2 separate regions of the Homo sapiens genome follow, and region 2 is linked to region 1. A link is an interaction called in ENCODE POLR2A ChIA-PET data of the cell type or tissue named here. Cell type or tissue: OCI-LY7. All regions are shown on one strand.

Evidence for each region. ChIA-PET counts read pairs that join two places held together with the same protein. Peaks named below come from ENCODE experiments on the same cell type or tissue, not always from the same donor. Only the 100,000 strongest peaks of a DNase experiment are listed, where the experiment ranks them.
Region 2: POLR2A ChIA-PET joins it to region 1 with 5 read pairs; 3 of 35 experiments call an interaction of 5 or more read pairs at or near these places.

What each region holds. Positions count from the first base shown.
Region 1 is chr10:93,619,401-93,624,400 of GRCh38, forward strand. It overlaps PDE6C (phosphodiesterase 6C), which reads left to right. Exons shown (of 22, transcript NM_006204.4): 2 at 1,232-1,384; 3 at 1,491-1,580; 4 at 2,532-2,672. Among named protein-coding and RNA genes, the nearest start is that of PDE6C, 9.4 kb to the left of the region's middle. In OCI-LY7, no CTCF peak of the experiment used is centred here; DNase peaks (open chromatin) are centred at 2,571 and 3,741; H3K4me3 peaks cover 2,587 bases; H3K27ac peaks cover 4,738 bases.
Region 2 is chr10:93,692,930-93,697,929 of GRCh38, forward strand. It overlaps FRA10AC1 (FRA10A associated CGG repeat 1), which reads right to left. Exons shown (of 14, transcript NM_145246.5): 5 at 1,932-2,008. Among named protein-coding and RNA genes, the nearest start is that of FRA10AC1, 7.2 kb to the right of the region's middle. In OCI-LY7, CTCF peaks have their summits at 4,489 and 4,696; no DNase peak of the experiment used is centred here.

The DNA of each region.
Region 1 (5,000 bases):
GGAAGTTAGAATGTGAACCTTTCTTTTTCTTTTTCTTTTTTTTGAGATAGAGTTTTGCTCTTGTTGCCCAGGCTGGAGTACAATGGCGCGATCTTGGCTTACTGCAACCTCTGTCTCCCGGGTTCAAGCGACTCCCCTGCCTCAGCCTCCTGAGTAGCGGAGATTACAGGGGCGTGCCACCACGCTTGGCTAGTTTTTGTATTTTAGTAGAGACAGGGTTTCATCATGTTGGCCAGGCTGGTCTCGAACTCCTAACCTCAGGTGATCCGCCTGCCTTGGCCTCCCAAAGTGCTGGGATTACAGGCATGAACCACCCCGCCCAGCCTCAGAATGTGAACCTTTCATCAAAGTAATCTATGTAAAGAAAAACTGTATGTTCCTGTGGATCCAGCAAAAGGGATTTCCTTTTTTGGGAATCTGTCACATAAAAATAAAAGCAAGAAGGATTAGTGCAGTATTGTTGGTAGTGGGGAAAACTATACACAGGCAAAATCAGTAAAGGACAGTTGAGTGGATCATAAAGCACCCAGGGTGGAGTAGTGTGCACAAATCTAAGAGGTGAGTTCACATCCATATGCATTGGTCTTCAGGGAAGTCCCTAAGACATTGTTAAGTGATGAAACTATTATAAGCAATTAGAAAAGGAAATTTTAGAAAAAATAGAAAACTCTTTGTTCAAGCATGGAGAAAGGCATAGGAGACACACCAGCAGTTAGCACGGATTTCTTCTAGTAGGCTAGATTGGAAGGAACTGGGGGCAATGATAATTTTTGCTTTATGTTATGACATATGGGTTGATGATTTCAAGTGCATGTTTTCCCTTTGTAATGAGAGAGAAGCGCTCTATGAACTGTGTCTGTATTCCTAGCTGTGCTCTCCTTCCCTGCATGTACTTGCTGTCTATTGTAACCTTGTGCCTTCCCCTCTCTTCCTCTTAGCACCTCACTTTCCACTTGGCTGTCTGATCACCTCTTTTCTTCTGGCCCAACCTCAGCCTAACCTAAATAGGCCATAGCTCAGGTTGGCAGCGCTTATTCTGAAATGGGCAATTCCATTCTATGCAGTCATAGGATGGCAGGTGGAGTGGGATTGTTTACTGGGGACCACTGTACTGGAGCCCTGGTTATCTGTTGGTAGCATTTAAATGAGAGAGAATGATCTGTCATCATCCCTAGATCTACCACTCTATGATTTTGTGCCACTTTGACAAATATGTGACTGTCTCTTTCAGAACAGCCATTTTTCTGACTTCATGGACAAGCAAACTGGGTATGTCACTAAGAACCTGCTGGCAACCCCGATCGTGGTGGGCAAGGAGGTTCTTGCTGTGATCATGGCAGTTAACAAAGTAAATGCATCTGAATTTTCCAAACAGGATGAAGAGGTAATGCTAACCCTGGGCATCTGGTTGGAGGCTCAGGAAATTTATTTGTTGTATAACCAAAGAAAAGATGTCACAACCATAACTTGTTATTCTCTGCCGTCTGTAGGTCTTTTCCAAATACCTCAACTTTGTGTCTATCATCCTAAGGCTTCATCACACCAGCTACATGTACAATATTGAATCCCGAAGAAGCCAGGTAAAAGGAAGGCAGCATTAGTCATTCCATGCTGACCTATTCTGACAAAGCCGCCCAGAGACAACAAATTCAGACCCCTCCTATTCCTCCTGGGGGTGTAAGCCACGTGGAACAGATCCCCAAACTTCAGTCCCACGTGTCCTCTCATGATCTTCCCGCCACTCTCCCCACACACACTCCCCTGCACCCCAAGCTCTCCAATTGTGTACACAACTGGCTTGGCTTTCTTCAGTCTAGATCCCGAGTGGACTTGGCATTTCTGTCTATGAGATGGTGATGACAATAATGGTACCTACTTCAGATGGTTGTTGTGACTATTAGCGATTAGCTCTCAAATAAAGTTTGTAGAAATTCCTGGGTCATAGTAAACCTATTAATTTGAGGAGCATATTATTCCTAACTCCATGAGACAGAGGGATAAAGGGCACTATTAGTACCTAAGATACCTAGGTCTGGCCCACTCTCTGGACCTCAGTTTCCTCACCAGTACAATGCACGAGTAGAGGTTGAGAGGGAGGTCCCTTCCCGTTTGAACTCTCCAGGTAAGGTTACCTCTGACTATCTCAGGATGCATGGAAGGAGGTATGTGGCTCTCTCCACATCAGGGCCAGCAGGAGCCAGTGGGCCACCGATACTGGATTCTCCGTCCAGGGACCATCCCTGCATCCCATTTCAGGGCACTTCCCCTTTGGAGCCAAAACATCTAGACACAGGAACCAATCATAGCTTCTCTCTCTCCATAGACCCGCAGCCTTGCAAAAGTCTACTCATCATCTCACCTAGAGGATCTGAGTAGTTTGTTGGATGTACACATGTTCAAAATCAGAATTGCACTTTCCAATGATATGCATTTATTTTATTTGATGCACCTCATGTTTTCTTGTGGTGAATGCTCTATCTCTCCATAGCATACTTTATTCTAACTGTTTTCTTTTTGATACCTACTTTCAGATCCTTATGTGGTCAGCCAATAAAGTATTTGAAGAACTCACAGATGTTGAGCGACAGTTTCACAAAGCGCTCTACACGGTTAGATCATATCTGAACTGTGAACGATACTCCATTGGACTGCTGGACATGACCAAGGAGAAGGTTCTTATTATTCTACACATTTTGTCTCATCTCACATCGCCTATATAACACACACCACAGGAAATGTGATCCTTAAAAAACAGATACACTATGTAAATAATTAGTCATGATTGATGACAAGAACAGAGGTAAAAGTGTGTGTCTTGGAGCAAAAAAGATGTAGGCTTGAATCTTGGTTTTTCCACTTCCTAGTAATATGGGTTTTCAGCAAGTCTGTTTTTTTTTTACATTAATTAATAGACTATTTTTAGAGTAGTATTGACAGAAAAATTGATTATAAAGTACGGAGTTTCCTCTTCCCTCCCAATCTCCTCTCCCAGTTTCCCTGTTATTAATATCTTGCATTAGTGTGGTGTGATGAATCAATATTGATATATTATTATTAACTAAAGTCCATAGTTTACATGAGGGTTCATCCTTTGTGCAGTTCTCTGGGTTTTGACAAATGTGTAATGTCATATATCTGCTACTACAGTATCAGACAGACTACTTTCAGTGCCTCAAAGCCCTCTGTGCTTCACATATTCAACCTTTCCTCACCCCTTCCAAACTCCTGGTAGCCACAGGTTTTTTTTTTGTTTTTTTTTTTGTTGTTTTTTTTTTTTTGCTGTTTCTATAGTTTTTGCCTTTTCCAGAATGCCATATAGTTGGAATCATACAGTATGTAGCTTTTCAGACTGGCTTTTCACTTTGAAATATGCATTTAAGTTTCCTCCATGTCTTTTCATGACTCAATAGCTAATTTCTTTTTATCACTGAATAATATTCCACTGTATGGCAGGTTTGTGTATCCATTCACCTGTTGAAGGGTATCTTGGTTGCTTCTAATATTTAGTGATTGTGAATAAAGCTGCTATAACCATTGTAGGTAGGTTTATGTGTGTCTACATGTTTTCAACTCAATTGGGTAAATACCGAATAGGGCAATTGCTGGATTATACTGTAAGACAAATTGATCTTTGTAAGAAACTGGCAGACTGTCTTCCAAAGTGACTTTACTGTTTTGCATGTCTACCAGATGCACTTTCTCACCAGCAGTTGTTAATGTCAGTATTTTGGGTATTAGCAGTTGCTGATGTTAGTATTTGGGGTATCAGTTGTGGTATCTCATTGTTGTTTTAATTTTCAGTTCCCCAATGACATATGATGTTGAGCATCTTCTCATATGTTTACTTGCCATCTGTATATCTTCTTAGAGAGATAGCTGCTCAGATTTTTTGCCCACATTTTTTTATGTTGTTTTCTTATCATTCAATTGTAAGAGTTATTTGTATATTATGGGTCCAAGTCCTTTACCAAATATGTGATTTGCAAATACTTTCTCCCAGTCTGTGGCTTATCTTTTCATTCTCTTAACAGTGTCTGCTGCAGAGCAGAAGGTTTTAATTTTAATGAAGTCCAATTTTTCTATATTTTTTCTTTCATGGATTGTGCTTTTGGTGCTGTATCTATGAAGCCTCATCAAACCCAAGTTCACCTAGATCTTCTATGTCATCTCCTAGAATTTTTATACTTTTGTGTTTTACATTTAGGTGTATAATCCATTTTGAGTTATTTTTTGTGAAAGGTACAAGTTCTGTTTCTAGATTCACTTTTTTTACATGTAGATGTTCAGTTGTTCCAACAAAATTTGTTGAAAAGACTATCCTTTGTTCATTGCCTTTGCGCCTTTGTCCAAGTTAACTATATTTGTAAGGGTCTATTTCTGGGTTCTCTATTTTGTTTCATTGATTCATTTGTCCATTCTTTCACTAATACCACACTGTCTTGATTATTGCAGCTTCATGGCAAATCTTAAGTCAGGTAGTGTCAGCTTTTTGATTTTGTTCTTCTTGTCAGCAAGTCTTTTAACCTACCTGATTCTTGGCTTCTTCATCTGTAAAATGAGGACATCTCTCTTATCAATTGTGAGAATTAGAGATTTTATATATTTTTTTATATATATAAACACTATATGTACATAGTGTCTAGAATTTACACAGTAGGTGGATAATCAATATTATCTTTACCAACTTTAGGTTTTTGTATTCTAAAAAAATTTAATTAAAGTAGAAATATTGAAACATGTAATATTATTCACAATATAATGCCCTTGTGTCATCTTCTTTAATTCTGTTGCTACCCTTCTAGTTCAAAATAACTAACGATACCATATTATTTATATATTTTTTCTTTTGTTTTCTTTCCTTTTTTTGAGACTCTGTCTTGGTCTGTCACCAGGCTGGAGTGCAGTGGCATGATCTTGGCTCACTGCAACCTCAGCCTCCCAGGTTCAAGCGATTCTCATGCCTCAGTAGCTGGGATTATAGGCCTGTACCACCACGTCCA
Region 2 (5,000 bases), 74 kb after region 1:
AAGTTAAATGGATAAGGAATCTGTCTGTAGCATTGGTTTCAATTATACAAATGGTGCTAAGTTACCAAAGCTAGAATGAGAAACCTGACTAAACACTAAATGAATAAAGTGAATGAAAATAAGTTTCATTCTAACCAACCACTCTGCTGAGATTTAATTTTAAAAAATATGAAAAGTTTTCCGTATCTCATTTTACTAGTTTCCTAGGTAGAAGACTGAGTAAAGGAGGAAGAAAGCCAAAGGGATTGACCTTTCAAAATAAAATGCTAACAGTCTGGGGGTAAAAAAAAAAAGGAAAAAAAAAAGTGATTGTTGGGAGATATAGGATAAATTGATAGGTGAGATAAATTGGGGGTAAATGAGGTGGTACTAAATTTTCTCAGAGTCCTACCAACTCAGAAAATTGTTAGAGGGAAAAAAAAAACCTCACATAAAACTAAGAAGTTCTAAGACACACACACACTATAGCAGCACAATTCGCAATTGCAAAGCTATGGAACTGACCAAAGTGCCCATCAACCAATGAGTGGATAAAGAAAATGTGGTGTGTGTGTATATATATATATATATATATATATACACCATATATATATATATACACCATATATATATATATATACACACATACATACACCATATATATATACACACCATATATATATACACACCATATATATACACACCATATATATATACACACCATATATATACACACCATATATATATACCATATATATATACACCATATATATATATATATACCATATATATATACACACACCATTTATATATACCATGGAATACTACTCAGCCATAGAAAGGAATGAAATGATGTCTTTTTGCAGCAACTTGGATGGAGCTGGAGGCCATTATTCTAAGTGAAGTAACTCAGGAATGGAAAATCAAATATCATATGTTCTCATTTATATGTGGGAGCTAAGCTATGAGGATGCAAAGGCAAAAGACTGATATAATGGACTTTAGGGACTCAATGTGGGGGAAGGCCAGAAGGGAGGTGAGGGATAAAAGACTACATTTTAGGTATAGCATACAGTGCTTGGGTGATGGGTGCACTAAAATCTCAGAAATCACCACTAAAGAACTTATCCAGGCAACCAAAAACCACCTGTACCTCAAAAACTATTGAAATAAAAATAAAAATTTAAAAAAACAAAAACAAAACAAAACAAAAAACAAGTTCTGATAGAAGAGCCTTAAACATGGGAAGGACTTTGATGTGCAAGAAATGCTAGACTGAGAGTTCTTGTTTACCTATCTTTTAAAAAGCAATCCCAAACATCAAGGTATAAAAATTTCCTTATTTCAAAGATCTTTGCCAAGAAGACACATGAGTATTCTTCAGATATTCTTTTATCACCAGGGTTGTGCCCGGCTCAGCAGGTAAAGAGTCTACCTGAGGCCTGTCCAAAAAAATGGGATTCATGAAGAGCTACTCAGGAGCTGTGGATGGTATCTCTACCTTATAATATAAAAAAGAAACTGGGGCCAGGTGCAGTGGCTCACGCCTGTAATCCCAGCAGTTTGGGAGGCCAAGACAGGTGGATCACAAGGTCACGAGTTCAAGACCAGCCTGGCCAAGATGGTGAAACCCCGTCTCTACTAAAAATACAAAAATTAGCCAGGCATGGTGGCAGGAGCCTGTAATCCCAGCTACTCGGGAGCCTGAGGTAGGAGAATCGCTTGAACCACAGCGGCACAGGTTGCAGTGAGCCGAGATCAAGCCACTGTTCTCCAGCCTGGGCGACAGAGTGAGACTCCATCTTAAAAAAAAAAAAAAAAAAAAAAAAAAAAAAAGGCACACCGGAATAGAAAGCAGGGAAGAATGACAGAATCAGAAGGCACAGTAGCTGTGGGTCTTTAAAGTTTCCCATAACCCACATTCCCTTCTATGTAAACTTCCTGATACTTACCCCAAACGCTTGAAGTCTTCTTTTTTGCCACCATAGTATAAAATATAGTCATTTACGAACTTTGTATGTCTTTGATACTGAAATGCAAAAAATTAAGGATTTTATTCTCTTAGGAGCTGTTTGGTGTCATAATATATTGCTGATTGGTGGTAAAAAAAAGCACAATATGAGTCTATTTAGCTTTTTAAAAATATTCACACACTATACATGCTTACACATTCAGAAAATCTAGAAGGGTATATATTAAATTGTTGAAAGTGAAGATTGTAAAGTACAGGCTTTCTTTTGACTATTTTTCAAGCATATACTACTCTTGTGATAAAAATATACCTCCATCTGGGGAGAAATAGAGCTTCTTATTCTATTGCTGAACTGCATATAGCCTCCTACCACCACTCATTCTAATAATCACAATATGAAAAATTTAAAAATTATAGTTTCTAAAAGTAGAGAATTTATCTTTCATTATCATAAAATATAATTTATCTATTTTAGTAATGATAAAGCCTCTAAATAGAAGATGCAACTTTTATAATTATATTTATAATTTATAATTAAATCCCAACATTAAACTTTCAAAAAAGCAAATATAAAAAATCAATTTTTATAGTCTTTTAAATTCAAAGAATAAAATGCCATGTTTTTTCAAAGCATTGTAACAAAATATATGAGCATTTTACTTTTTGTTTTAAAAAGCTCAACAGCACTCTCTCTAGAGCCAAACATGCACATAATAGCTAACCTCACCTTCTACAATATTCTCTGTGACTATTAAACATGTATAGTGATTTAACTGATCATAATGTGTACTAACAGACAATTTAATCAGATTATGGTATTTCCATATTGTAACAAACCAGTTAATATTTCAGGAAAAAAAAAAAAGAGAGAGACAGAAAAACCAAATACCTGGAGATCTGGATTCTAGCTCTTGATCTACCACTAACTGGTCACATGACCATGGCAAGTCATGTAACCTATTAGAGCTGGGGTCAGCAAACATTTTCTGCAAACGGCCAGATGGTAAATATTTCAGGCTTTGCAAGCCATATGGTCTCTGTTGCAAATGCTCAGTTCTGCCATTTTAGCATGAAAGCAGCCAAAGACAACATATAAATGAAGCATGGCTGTATTCCAATATAATTTTATGTACAAGAACAGGTGGTGGGTGTAACTTTTGCTTCCGGGAAGATGGAGTAGGCAAAGATGTACTTCTCCCTATTCCTCATACTAATAACAACTAAAATCCTTATACATTATATATCAAACATAAAAAGACTCTAAAAGGTGGAAGGAAGAAGGCGCCCCGCTAGGGACCTCCTGAAGACCTATGGTATGACATGATAGCGAGTTCCCTAGGTTTTCTTTTTGTCTCATGTATCCTAGAATTGGAGGTAAAGAAGGTGACAACCCGGAAACACCAACAGGCACGGACTAAAAAATCGTCAACAAAAGCTGTTCTCTCTAACCAAATGACCAAGAGTCAGCCTAGCAAGACAACTTTGAGACAATAACTACTCTACTCTTGTCAAACAACCCAGAGAAAACTGTGGTTCCCAGTCAGAATCGCAATTATTAAAAAGTCAGGAAACAACAGATGCTAGCAAGGCTGTGGAGAAATACGAACACTTTTACACTGTTGGTGGGAATGTAAAATGGTTCAACCATTATTGAAGACAATGTGGCAATTCCTCAAGGACCTAGAACCAGAAATAACATCTGATCCAGCAATCCCATTACTGGGTATATACCAAAAGGAATATAAATCATTCTATTATAAAGATACATGCACATGTATGTTTATTGCAGCACTATTCACAATAGCAAAGACATGGAACCAATCCAAATGTCCATCAATGATAGACCAGATAAAGAAAATGTGGTACATATACACCATGGAATACTATGCAACCACAAAAAGGAATGAGATCATGTCCTTTGCAGGGACATGGATGAAGCTGGAAGCCACCATCCTCAGCAAACTAACACAGGAACAGAAAACCAAACACCACATGTTGTCACCCATAAATGGGAGCTGAACAATGAGAACACATGGACACAGGGAGGGGAACATCACACACTGGAGCCGGTGGGCGGGGAAGGGTGAGGGTGATGGGTTGATAGGTGCAGCAAACCACCATGGTACATGTATACCCTATGTAACAATCCTGCACGTTCTGCACATGTATCCCAGAATTTAAAGTAATAAAATAAAATAAAGAAAAATAAAATAAAATAAATCCTCACACACAAAACAAAAAACAAACAAACAAAAAAAACTGTGGCTCCAACTCCTCCTATGCCAGAAAAAAGAGTACCCATACTTTCACTCTCACCAGGCTATAACTAGGTGCCCCCAATGCAGTAGGTGTCAGAGAAGGCAGAGCAAATGTTTAAATGCTAAAGGAACAAATGGCAGATGAGATCCATGGAAAAGCTAGCTATTGGGTTAGGAGATAAGAAGAATAAATCAATTAGTGACACAATGGTACTTCTATAACTTAAAAGAAAAATATTGGAATAGCACAGTGAAACAGATGATTACAGGTAGGGGGCGTATCAAATTGACACTGTCTCCTTCTCCCAATTCTGATCACAGCAATAAATACCCAAAAATACTTCAGTTTTTGCTTGGTATCTCTTAAATTCTCCAATATTCTCAACAGCAGTATGGATGGCCAGCGTAGCAGTTAGTGTCATCAGCCAGTCTTATTAAAAAACTGAGTTGACAAATGGCTATAACCAGGAAGCAGGGTTTATCTTAAAGATAGCTTTAAGTCATGCCTAAAAATTAAAGCCATGGCAGGCCTGAGGACAGTCCACAGGCAGGCCTCATTTTATTTTTATTTTTTCCTTAGATCCAGGGACAGACTGGATAGACCTAATTTTAAATACAAGTTTTATAGAGACCTTAAATAGCAAAGAACCAGGTAGGAAGAGAATAAATTAAAATGAGACTAAAGATAAGTATAGGAAAAGGAAATGTTGAAAGCTTGAAAAAACAATTTGGAAAATATATTTGCAGATTCATGTACTTTATAAACCTATTTATAGAGTACTAGTAATATG